4 separate regions of the Homo sapiens genome follow, and all the other regions are linked to region 4. A link is a loop called in an ENCODE intact Hi-C map of the cell type or tissue named here. Cell type or tissue: ascending aorta. All regions are shown on one strand.

What was found. Hi-C counts contacts between places; a loop is a spot of excess contacts. Peaks named below come from ENCODE experiments on the same cell type or tissue, not always from the same donor. Only the 100,000 strongest peaks of a DNase experiment are listed, where the experiment ranks them.
Region 1: it touches region 4 in a loop (2.2-fold over the local background); 3 of 110 quality-filtered maps call a loop at or near these places.
Region 2: a loop joins it to region 4, with 2.3 times the contacts of the local background. A loop is called at or near these places in 3 of 110 quality-filtered maps.
Region 3: a loop joins it to region 4, with 3.0 times the contacts of the local background. A loop is called at or near these places in 2 of 110 quality-filtered maps.

The regions. Positions count from the first base shown.
Region 1 is chr5:123,272,856-123,275,355 of GRCh38, forward strand. No RefSeq gene overlaps it. Among named protein-coding and RNA genes, the nearest start is that of CEP120, 150 kb to the right of the region's middle. In ascending aorta, a CTCF peak has its summit at 1,308 (motif pointing left); no DNase peak of the experiment used is centred here; H3K27ac peaks cover 1,089 bases.
Region 2 is chr5:123,119,265-123,121,764 of GRCh38, forward strand. The region is part of intron 3 of PRDM6 (PR/SET domain 6); the gene reads left to right. Among named protein-coding and RNA genes, the nearest start is that of PRDM6-AS1, 30 kb to the left of the region's middle. In ascending aorta, CTCF peaks have their summits at 173 (motif pointing left) and 1,138; a DNase peak (open chromatin) is centred at 240; H3K4me3 peaks cover 2,157 bases; H3K27ac peaks cover 2,500 bases.
Region 3 is chr5:123,260,945-123,263,444 of GRCh38, forward strand. No RefSeq gene overlaps it. Among named protein-coding and RNA genes, the nearest start is that of CEP120, 160 kb to the right of the region's middle. In ascending aorta, no CTCF peak of the experiment used is centred here; DNase peaks (open chromatin) are centred at 1,037 and 1,686; H3K27ac peaks cover 2,309 bases.
Region 4 is chr5:123,205,690-123,208,189 of GRCh38, forward strand. No RefSeq gene overlaps it. Among named protein-coding and RNA genes, the nearest start is that of PRDM6-AS1, 120 kb to the left of the region's middle. In ascending aorta, no CTCF peak of the experiment used is centred here; a DNase peak (open chromatin) is centred at 1,452; H3K4me3 peaks cover 792 bases; H3K27ac peaks cover 2,500 bases.

The DNA.
Region 1 (2,500 bases), 67 kb after region 4:
AGTATTTCCCATGATCCTCTAAAAATTCTTTTTAACTGTCACTTTGAGTTTTTGTATTATAAAAGTGCTACATACTTGCCTGAATCTATCAGGGCATAAAATTACAGAAAGGAAAAGGTTATCTCCATCTGACTCTCCTCTACCACATTTCATTTCCCAGACAGCCAATGCCTGCAGCCCAGTGTGCATCTTTTCACATACTGCTGAGCATTTGCAGGGACAGATGAACACACACACACACACACACATATATATATATATATATATATGTTTATGTGTTTTTTATATATAAATATGTTTATGTGTTATAAATATATATATATATATATATATACTTACTGCCCCACAGAATTTATGCCAGTAAACACAAAGCTATCTCATTTCCATTAACAGCTGCATAGCATTCCACTATGTAGACATGGCGTAATTTGTCCAACCATACCGCAATGATTGCTATTTACATAAAAATGCTGTGGTAATAATGCACACACACAGATCATTATGCACCATAAAGAGGTTTCTCTGGAATTATTAGCAGTGGAACCTCTAAGAGAAAGGGAATGTGCATTTAAAAATTGATAGATATTGTCAAACTGTGCTCCATAAAGGGTCACACCCATTTAGGCTTCTACCAAAGATTCCTCTTTCTTCAAACCATTTCCTCGATCATCAGATCTTTGCCACCATGTGGGTGAGACAGAATATCTCATTGTAATTGCAATAGGGATTTCTTCAATTTTTAGTTGAGTACATTTGACATTGTTTCATATGGTTGGCTCTTTATATTTCATTTTCTGTAAATTGCTCATCCTCATTGTTTCTTTCTTTATTGAGTTACCGGTGTTTTACTGTTATTGTTGATTTGTAAGAGTTTGCTGTAAATTAAGAAAGTTAATTCTTTGTGTGTCACAAAAATTTTGTACAGATTTGTCTGTATTGTGACTTTGTTTATCCTTTCCCTCTTTCCCAGAATTTAAAATATTTATTTAAATAAATATTTCATGGACTTTTCTTAATAGGATTCTCCCTTAAGGGTCATAGAATTTTCTAGCAATTAGATGTGCTATAGTTAAACTATTTTAACATTAAACATGTATCTGTTGCTTCCAATTTTCAGGTAATATAAATACTACTGTGATGAACAACTGTGTACATGTAATTTTTCCCCATATTTTGGGTAAGAATGTATTTTCGAAATGGGACTACTGGATTATGGTTCTTGAAACATTGTCAAAATAATTTCTCGAAAAGAAAATTCACCAGCAAATTGTGAGAATACCAAGAAAACTGCCTTTCTGTGTTTCTGAAAGACTGACACCTAGAGGTCTGACATCATTCTCAGTATAAAATTTATCCAGAGTCCTTGGTTTACTTTGTAAGATGGGGAGGGGAAAAAACATCGGGAGGAAAAAGGAGAGTGAGTGGTGTGGTTAAAGGAGTCTATTAAAGTTTACTTAAGAAAAACAGGTACTAAACAGGTATAACCAATCTGCTTTAACCAGTTGGCCCCATACCCCTACATACCCAGTCTCAATGGGGACAGCTTAGCTGCCCTCCTCTTAGATATAAGTGCTTTCCAAGGCTGGAGTGATCTTTTCACATCATGAAATTCATAATCCTCCCACAGTGAGTTTTTAGGGTTTGAGGTCTGTGTGCTTATCAAATAACTGAACCAAATAAATCAGCTTATTTCAGTTGTGATCAGTGGCTTTTTTATTCTGTCTGGGAGGAGAGCAGGGAAGAAGAGATCATGAGATCTCTGATCACCTGACATTGTTGTGTGTATTAGCAAACAAGCTGCCCATGATAAACTGTCTCCTACACAAATTAACATTGCTTTTACTTATAAAACTTGTTTGTTATGAAAAGTTCATTGGTACCTGTTATGGGCTTAATCGTAACCTCCCAAAATTCACATGTTGAAGTCCTAACCCCTAGAACCTCAGAATGTGACTGTATTTGGAGATTTGGTTTAAGGAGGTAATTAGGGTTAAATGAGGCCACTGGGGTAGGCCCTAATCCAATATGATTAGTATTAGCTATATTTAAAGGGGAGGACACAGACATGCCCAGAGGAAACCCAGTCTATGGGACTTTGTTATGAAATTTCTAGAAAACCAACACGGTACTCCCAAATCAAAGAATTATATAGTGAATCCCATTTACCTATCACTTAACTTCAGCAACTATCAAGAATTTGCTAATTATGTTTCATGTATTGTCTCCAGTTCTCTTCTGGAATATTCTAAAACAAATCCCAGGTGTCATATCATTTCACTGATAAATATTGAAGTATGCATCTCTGTTTAGGGACTTTTTAAAAACATATTCATCAAGTCATTTTCTTGCCTAACAAAACTAAAAATAATTTTCTAATATCACCCAAGCCATATTCAAATTTCCCCAATTGTCTCACAGATGGTGTGATTCATTTACAGATAGTTTGAATCCAAACCCAATTTGTTTTTGATTATTACTTCTTGTAAGCCTCTCTTATTCT
Region 2 (2,500 bases), 86 kb before region 4:
AGGGAAAAAACAAGATGAGAGATTTAAAAAAATGAAACAAGAACAAAATGAGTGATAAGGGTTAGGACTTGAGAAGAGGACGTGGGCAAAATGATGACAGTTTCTGAGAAGGTGAGGAAAGAAGTGAAGGGAGAGACAGGTCCTGAAAGCCGCTGGTGCTCAGGCGCCCACTGCAGGAAGGGCTTACAGTCCTGCCACCTTCAGGGCGGCTCTGTGGCTTCCTCAGCTGCAACATCTACACTCCTGCTACAGTGACCAGAAACTTCTGCCGGTGATGCCTGGCCCTGCCCCCTCTTGGAATTAGAGGAATGCATCTGTTTGTGGGCTGGAGATTAGAGCCCAGGGTCGGGGACTATGAGGAAAGCTGTCTTTTTGGGTGGCCTCACAAGACATGCTTCAGACCCTAAGCTGATACATCTAAACTTCCTTCTCTGATAATCTATAATTTTCTGTTTTTAGAACTACATTGTCAGCGGTGTCAGAGAGACCCTTCTCAGATGATTCAGCCATTTAAAACCAGCAGTAATATCTTTTGTTTGGAAATTAAGCAACAGAAAGGAATTCAAACAGTCAAGCTAAGTAGACGCATTTTTTAAATGAAAATACATGAGTGGTTATACTACCAAGTTAAGTCAAGTCAGTTTTATTCCAGAGCTTTAAACAAGGTTAAAAAATTATATTTTAATTTATTTGCATTTTTTAACTTAAAATTTTTTCATTCCATTAAAAAAAGTTTAAGGTTTTTCCCTCGTCCTCTCTCCTAGAATGCTTAATATACATTAGGTATCTTACAAAGAGTTATTGGTTGATTTTGAATATTTTTTATTCTGTTAAGGGTATTTATTTATCCTCAGTTAACTTCTTTCCAAAAAGATTTAAAGTGGGTCTTAGAAAGCCGAAGTTTAGAGATGGATAAATGTTTTGAGAAGATGAAAATGGAAAATTTTAAAGAGGAACAAATGTGCATAATTTAAAAATATTCTAGATGCTGTTTTGAAGCCGTCCTGTGTTATGTCCAAACAGTGTTGTTTTGATGCAGTTACCTGGTGTCATTCTCCTCTAGGAATTCTGCTGTTTGGTTGTTGAGTGGAAATGGTGTGATCATGATGTGATGTTTGTCCTATCCTCTGGAGGCAGCGTCACACAGTGGACAGGGTGAGAGGTGTGGAGTTGAGCAGTTCAGTGGGGTGGTGGGGGTAGCTGGGATTTTATTTTTTAATATAAAATTAAGGGCTTTTCCTTTATTAAACAAGTAAATGATGTTCATTACCAAAAATTCAAAAATTACAGGAAAAAATTTTAAATTCTCACAGCTCACCATCCGGAGGCAAACTCTAAAATTTTAAATGTATTTTTCCTTAGAAATTTTTACATATGCCTATGGGCATGTAGTATGCTGAATAGACTTTTAACTTTAAATTATTATCTAAACATGCCCTAGTGTAATTTGTATTCTTTGTTACCATTATATTTAAAATATTGTCCGTTAAATGGACAAGTCAGAATTTGCTTAACTGTTTCCTTACTGTTAAACCCTTAGCATCTAGGTTAATAGATTTTCATTATTTTAGTGAGCATATTTGGACATGTTAGTTAATCTTTTGGAGCCGTAGGTTTGGCTTCTGTATATTGGGAATTATCTCTCTTACAGAGTTATTGGCAGAAATGAATAAGGTAATAAATGATAAATAGTGGGTACTTATTAAATGTGGGACCTTTTTCCTTATGTTTGGGCTTAATATTGTTGTTTTAAAGATCTGTGAGTTGATGTTTATAAATGTTAACTCACTGATGTTTTTAAAATGAAAATTACAAAAATGTAAAATTTCTTACTTTGTGCAAAAGAGCAGGGTCCTGAAAAGTTGCTTTAGGTCCAGTTTTGCACACTTAAAACGGAGTATCTTTAAACCACTTGGCTCCCAAGCCACCAAGAAGCTTTTTTTACCTATGTTTTTATAGAAATTTCAAACATGCCCCAAAGTACAGAGAAATAAATAGTGAATAAGTTCTCTTGCACCGGCAACTTATTTTGAATATTTTTTTCTTTCTATTCTTGTTTTCTCTGTTTGCTCCAACTTTTCTTTTTTTGCTTCATTTTTTGTGTTGTTTTTTCTTTTTGTTTTGTTTTGCTTTTTTGAGACAGGGTCTCACTCCGTCACCCAGACAGGAGTGCAGTGGTGCAATCATAGCTCACTGCAGCCTCAAACTCCTGGGCTCAAGTGATCCTCCCACCTTGGCCTCCCCAAATGTTGGGATTACAGGTGTGAGCCACACACCAAGCCTGTTTTCTTGTTGGACTATGTAAATGTAAATCCCAGTCACCTTAACATTTCACCTATAAATATTTTAATATCTGTCTTTAAAAGACACAGATTAAAAAACCACCACATAACCACAATCCCATCCTCACACCTGATAATATTAACAATAACTTCTTAATGTTGTCTAAGTTCCATGTCTCTTCCTTCCCCCCCAAATATTTTTTATAGTTAGTTTGTTT
Region 3 (2,500 bases), 55 kb after region 4:
TAATGGCTAAATGCGAGCTGCAATTAGCTCTCTATGGGAGATCCATGTGAAATCCACTTACACAAAAGATAAGTGAATTAAATGCAAATATCAGAAGATACGGATTTGATATTTTGGGCCTGAATGATCAAGTGTGTGCTTTATGATAAGAAGCCAAATGACTTTTACTCTCAATGATGGGTTTGGAAAATTTAGAGTGATAGTGTGCTTACCGAATCCTCTCATAATTAGAATACAGGAAATTGAAGTCACCTGAAAATAAAAAGTAGAGGAATTGACTGTACATTTTTTTTTAATTCTGGGAAAAGCAAACTATATGAGCAGAGACAGTTCAGTGGTTGCCAATAGTCAAGGTGAGAGAGGGAGTTGAGTACAAAAGGTGATGGAGCCATCTTGTAACTTGACCGTGGTGGCTACAGACTGCATTCACCAAAATGCATTGAACTGAACATCAAAAAGAGTGAATTTTATTGCATGGAAATTAATTTTAAAAAAGTGTTAAAAATCATATCCAAAAGTAGTTTTAAATTAAGGTGCAAAAGTTCATGAGTACTTGTTTCATCTCTTGACATGATTTCTGATTGAAGGCAAGTGGAGGCAAGAAAGACAAGTCAAAGGGAAACTGCTCTGTGCCTCCAGGTCTGTTTACCCTGAGTTATCAGCAGAGCTTTCATTGTTATTATTTTGAAAAAAAAAAAAAGTCACAATATTAAAAAGGAGGCAAGATGAATATAACAAACAGGAGACTAGTCACTGCCCAGGACTAACAAATATTAATATTGTATCATTTTGCATCATATTTTTATATGTAAATAATGTAGAATGTTGTAGGTAAAGGGAAATCTCCTGTCTTCTCTTCTCTTGGTACATTCTACTACCTCCAAAAATGGCTTTGAAAAAGAATAGAGTAGGCCAAGAATTCTGGGAAAATGATGACTGCTCTTTTCAGTAAATGAAGTGAGTTAGTCATGTTGATCACGTCATCACTGGGTATGGATGTCTGCAGTAGGTGTCTGTGGGAAGGCTGGATTAACACACACATGTTAAGATCTAAAAGACACCTAAACACATGGTGACTAGCTGGTTACACAGAGCTCAGTGCAATTCTGGGGATTTGCACATTTGGTTTAATGACTAAGGTGAATAAGGTTATTAAAACCTGAGTGCCCCTTACCAGCATCCAGGTTTTCCCAAGTTTCTCAACCACTTCCACCAAGAACTCTTGGAATAGAGTCCAGTTTAGAGAGGAATAACAAGACACAACGAGTCTGTGCTTAACAGAGTTAATAAAGTTTTGAGCTCTACCGAGTATCAAACCAAAAAAAAAAAAAACAAAAAAGACCACAAGAGAAAAGAAAGTTGATGCTAATGCCAAATCTGCCACATTAAAAGAAAATAACTGCAGATGGCTTTTCAAGTTGCAAAAACTGCCTGCGCTGTCCAAATTTCCCCACTCCCTTTACTGCATGCCTGTCTCTGACAAGAAAATTGCTAGTCTTAATCCGAAATAAGCAATTACCAAACAGAGATTTGTCATATTTATAGTCTGCCCTCAGTTACAGGAATAACTTGTTTGCCACATGGAGAAAGTCACTCAAAATTGCTCGCTTAAATGTTTTGTGGAATTATCAGAGCCCCAGAGTAGCATATTAGCCTAAGTTGTTTTATACGACTCTGTTTGTGTAAGGACCGGGTGGTGTTACTACATGAGGCTGATGTCATCTTGCCATGAGTTAGTTTCCCCCAAGACTGTCAAGAACAAGAATTGTTCCTTCAAGTCCAAACTTCTTAAAGTGGCATTTGAGTCTCTTTACAACTGAACTCCAGACTTGCTCTCCTGTTTTTCACTACTCTCAAAAAGAACCTTTGGACGCAGCCAAATTTGCTTGCTTAAAATGCAGCATCAATGTCCCACTCCTTCATCTTCTTTCTCCACACTCACTCTCTTGGTCACTTCAGCCAATCTAATGACTTTAAGTGTCATCTTGATATCTGTAACTCCCCAGATTGTATCTTCACCTTTCTGCTGAATTCCACATGCATATTTCTGGCTACCTTCCTGATACTCCCACTTGAATGTTGAATGCCTTGTTACTTAAAGTGTGATCCTCAGATCAGCATCATATTGCCTGACACCTTGTTATAATAGAAATGCAGAACCTTGGGCTCTATCTTACACCGGCTGAATCAGAATCTGCATTATAACAAGATCCCCAGATTCATATGCACATTAAAGTTTGAGAAGCACTGGTCTATGTCACAATTGGGGATTTAACACATTCTATCCTTATGATGTTGTTTATTTTAGGCAACTATTCTATCAAATTATAAACCCTGCATGGTCACACATCATGGCTCATTTTGTTTTATACTTCTAGCACCTAGCAGAGGAAATGCTAACAGAGTAGCTATACTCAATGTGTTCAATTACACTGAAATGCAAATGGGCAATTTTGCATGAAAGCCTATTGCATTGGGGGCTGGGGTGGGGGAAAGATGA
Region 4 (2,500 bases):
AAGAGCCACATAGAATTAAAATCATATGTTTCCTTATACGTCTCCCTCCTTAGATTTGAAGTTTCTTGAGGACAGGATTGTGTGGTATTCACCTTTGTAACTTCAGTGGCTAGCACTGAAGTGCTTGCCCAGAGTGAGAGTTTGGAAAATGCTTATTTTATCAGACCAACAAAACTGAGCATTTATCTTTGGTTTCTGACAGCTTCTAAGCCAGACATCACCATCAAATGAAACTTTTTTTTATGTAGAGTCTCAGATTTTCTCTTCCTAGCTACCCTGTGAGATAGGCATTGTGATCTAGTTTAGAGATTTTTTAAAAAGCCAAGGTTCATAGTCCAAGGTTACACAGCTAGTAAGTGGAAAAGTCGGGATTGAACCCAGGTCTAATTGACATAAAAAGTTATGATCTTGTCATTATTTTATGCTGCTTAATTTTGCATATTCACAGATAATTCATAATCAGGAGTGGGGAAATTAGCTTTCATTGAGGGCCTAGATATTGTCCCAGGGGCTTATGTTATAATAGCTGACTTTGAGCACTTACCAGATTGTTTTAAGCACTTTGCATGTTTTTTCTCATTGAATTCTCGTAACAGCCCTATAAGGTGGGGACTATAATTATTTCTCCTTTACAGATGAGAGAAACTAAGGCACAAAGAGCCAGGGTCTGACGGAGGCAGACAGACTAGTGAGACGGCATCACAGCATGCTGGGCTGCTGCCCTGAGCCCCTCGGAACCTCTGGGAGGCAATTAGTATTACCTCTATCTTAAAGAGGAGGGAACTGGGTCAGAGGAGTGATATTTACTGTCTTTGCTCTTGGTTTTAAATCCTTTGTATTATTTGGAAAGAACTCTTCTTTCTTCTGTTAGGCCCTCAACTGCCTCCACATAATCAGAAAAATCACTTTCAGTGTGGCAGAATCTAAGAAATTCTTTCTCCCAAGCAGAAGTTGAGGCATTTAAACCCCCAGTCCTTCTCTGAGGTTTTGACTATTTGATGTTCTTTCTGCCTTGGGAGGGTTGATTAAGAGCCCTACAAAGAGAGAAGCTTTAGACCTTCTGAGCTCTGAAAGGGTTCCTTGACCCCGGGCACCCCAGCAGCTGGGTCAGACATGGTGATCATGATTTATAGATCAATAAACAGATCCTTTCCAAACCACTTTACCCCTCCTTGCTAGGGAGTGGGCAATCAACTTTCTTAGTGTAAAACCTACTTTTCATAAAATATTTTTGTTTGTTATTGAGGAAAGCCTCAGCATTTGGGGTAGGGGCGAGGATAGTGAGAGTGACAGCCAGGAATAACATGCAGAAATTCAACAACAAAGGGAGACTTAAAGTACTTAAGGGCACAAACACCTAAAACATTCTGATTTAGAAGGTTGTACCCAGTCAAATGCTATCTATTCATGTCTGTTTTTTTCCCCTACAAACTGCATTTGCAGACGGTGACTGTTGGCTCATGTATTCCCTTAAGGAGAAAAAATTACACATGTGGGAAATGAGATTCTCCTCCCCTTCCTCCTTCCTCCCCACCCCCGCCCACCCCTACACCCTCAAAACACCCAAACATTTTTTGAGCTACATGATGCAATATGATTTTTTTTTCTGCACAGAGGAGCAGCAATTTTTTTTTCTCAACTAATTTTTATTCCAAGACCTCACAAAGCGTGAGGAGAATAACTTCCTGAGTAGAGAAAGCATTCGAGTGTCTGCATCTGAAGATACACAAATCCCAGAATTTAATGGGAGTAGGGTGGAGACTAGAGGGAATGAAAACAGAAGAAAGTCATTCCTGCTACAGGGATGTTAAAAACCAACACCCTCACTCGTTTGCCTTCACTTTCTCTCTTTCTTTGTCTTTCTGTTTCTTTCTTTCTTTCTCTTTCTGTTTTTCATCGTTCCCTATGTCTATAAAGAACCCTATAGACTTTAAATAAATTCAACTTTTTTCAGCTTGAAAAAATACTAAGGCACTTTTTCCTTTTTCTTTTAAAGAGCCAAGTCACTGATTATTGGGATCTCAAAGGTTCTTAGGAGATGTTATTCCAATAAGTTCTACTCTTACCTATTGGGTTGTTAAATTATAAATTCTATTAAGGCATATTTTTCTCCAGTTTCAACTCCAGCAAGTTTTCCTTGTATAAAATACTCAGATTACACACAAGTGAGCACTAAAGTGGAGACGGCGGGAGGAGGATAGATAAGCGTTAGGCGTCACATCTAGAAAATTCCTGTAGCCACAAACGTAGGGGCACACAATTAGCAGGCCTCTCAGGAAGGTTATACATCATGTCCAGGACTTTACATTAAAATGACTTTTTACTTGAGTCATTTGTTAGTCCATTACCAGTTCACATATCAGATTGCATTTCATCTTGTATTAAATCAAGGTAATCTGGCATGTAAAAATAGCTCCCTCAATTCACTTCCAGCTCTCAGCAAGACTGGAGATTCCCGCAGCATTTTGCCTCACACTCCTCCACAAGGTCTGCAGAATCA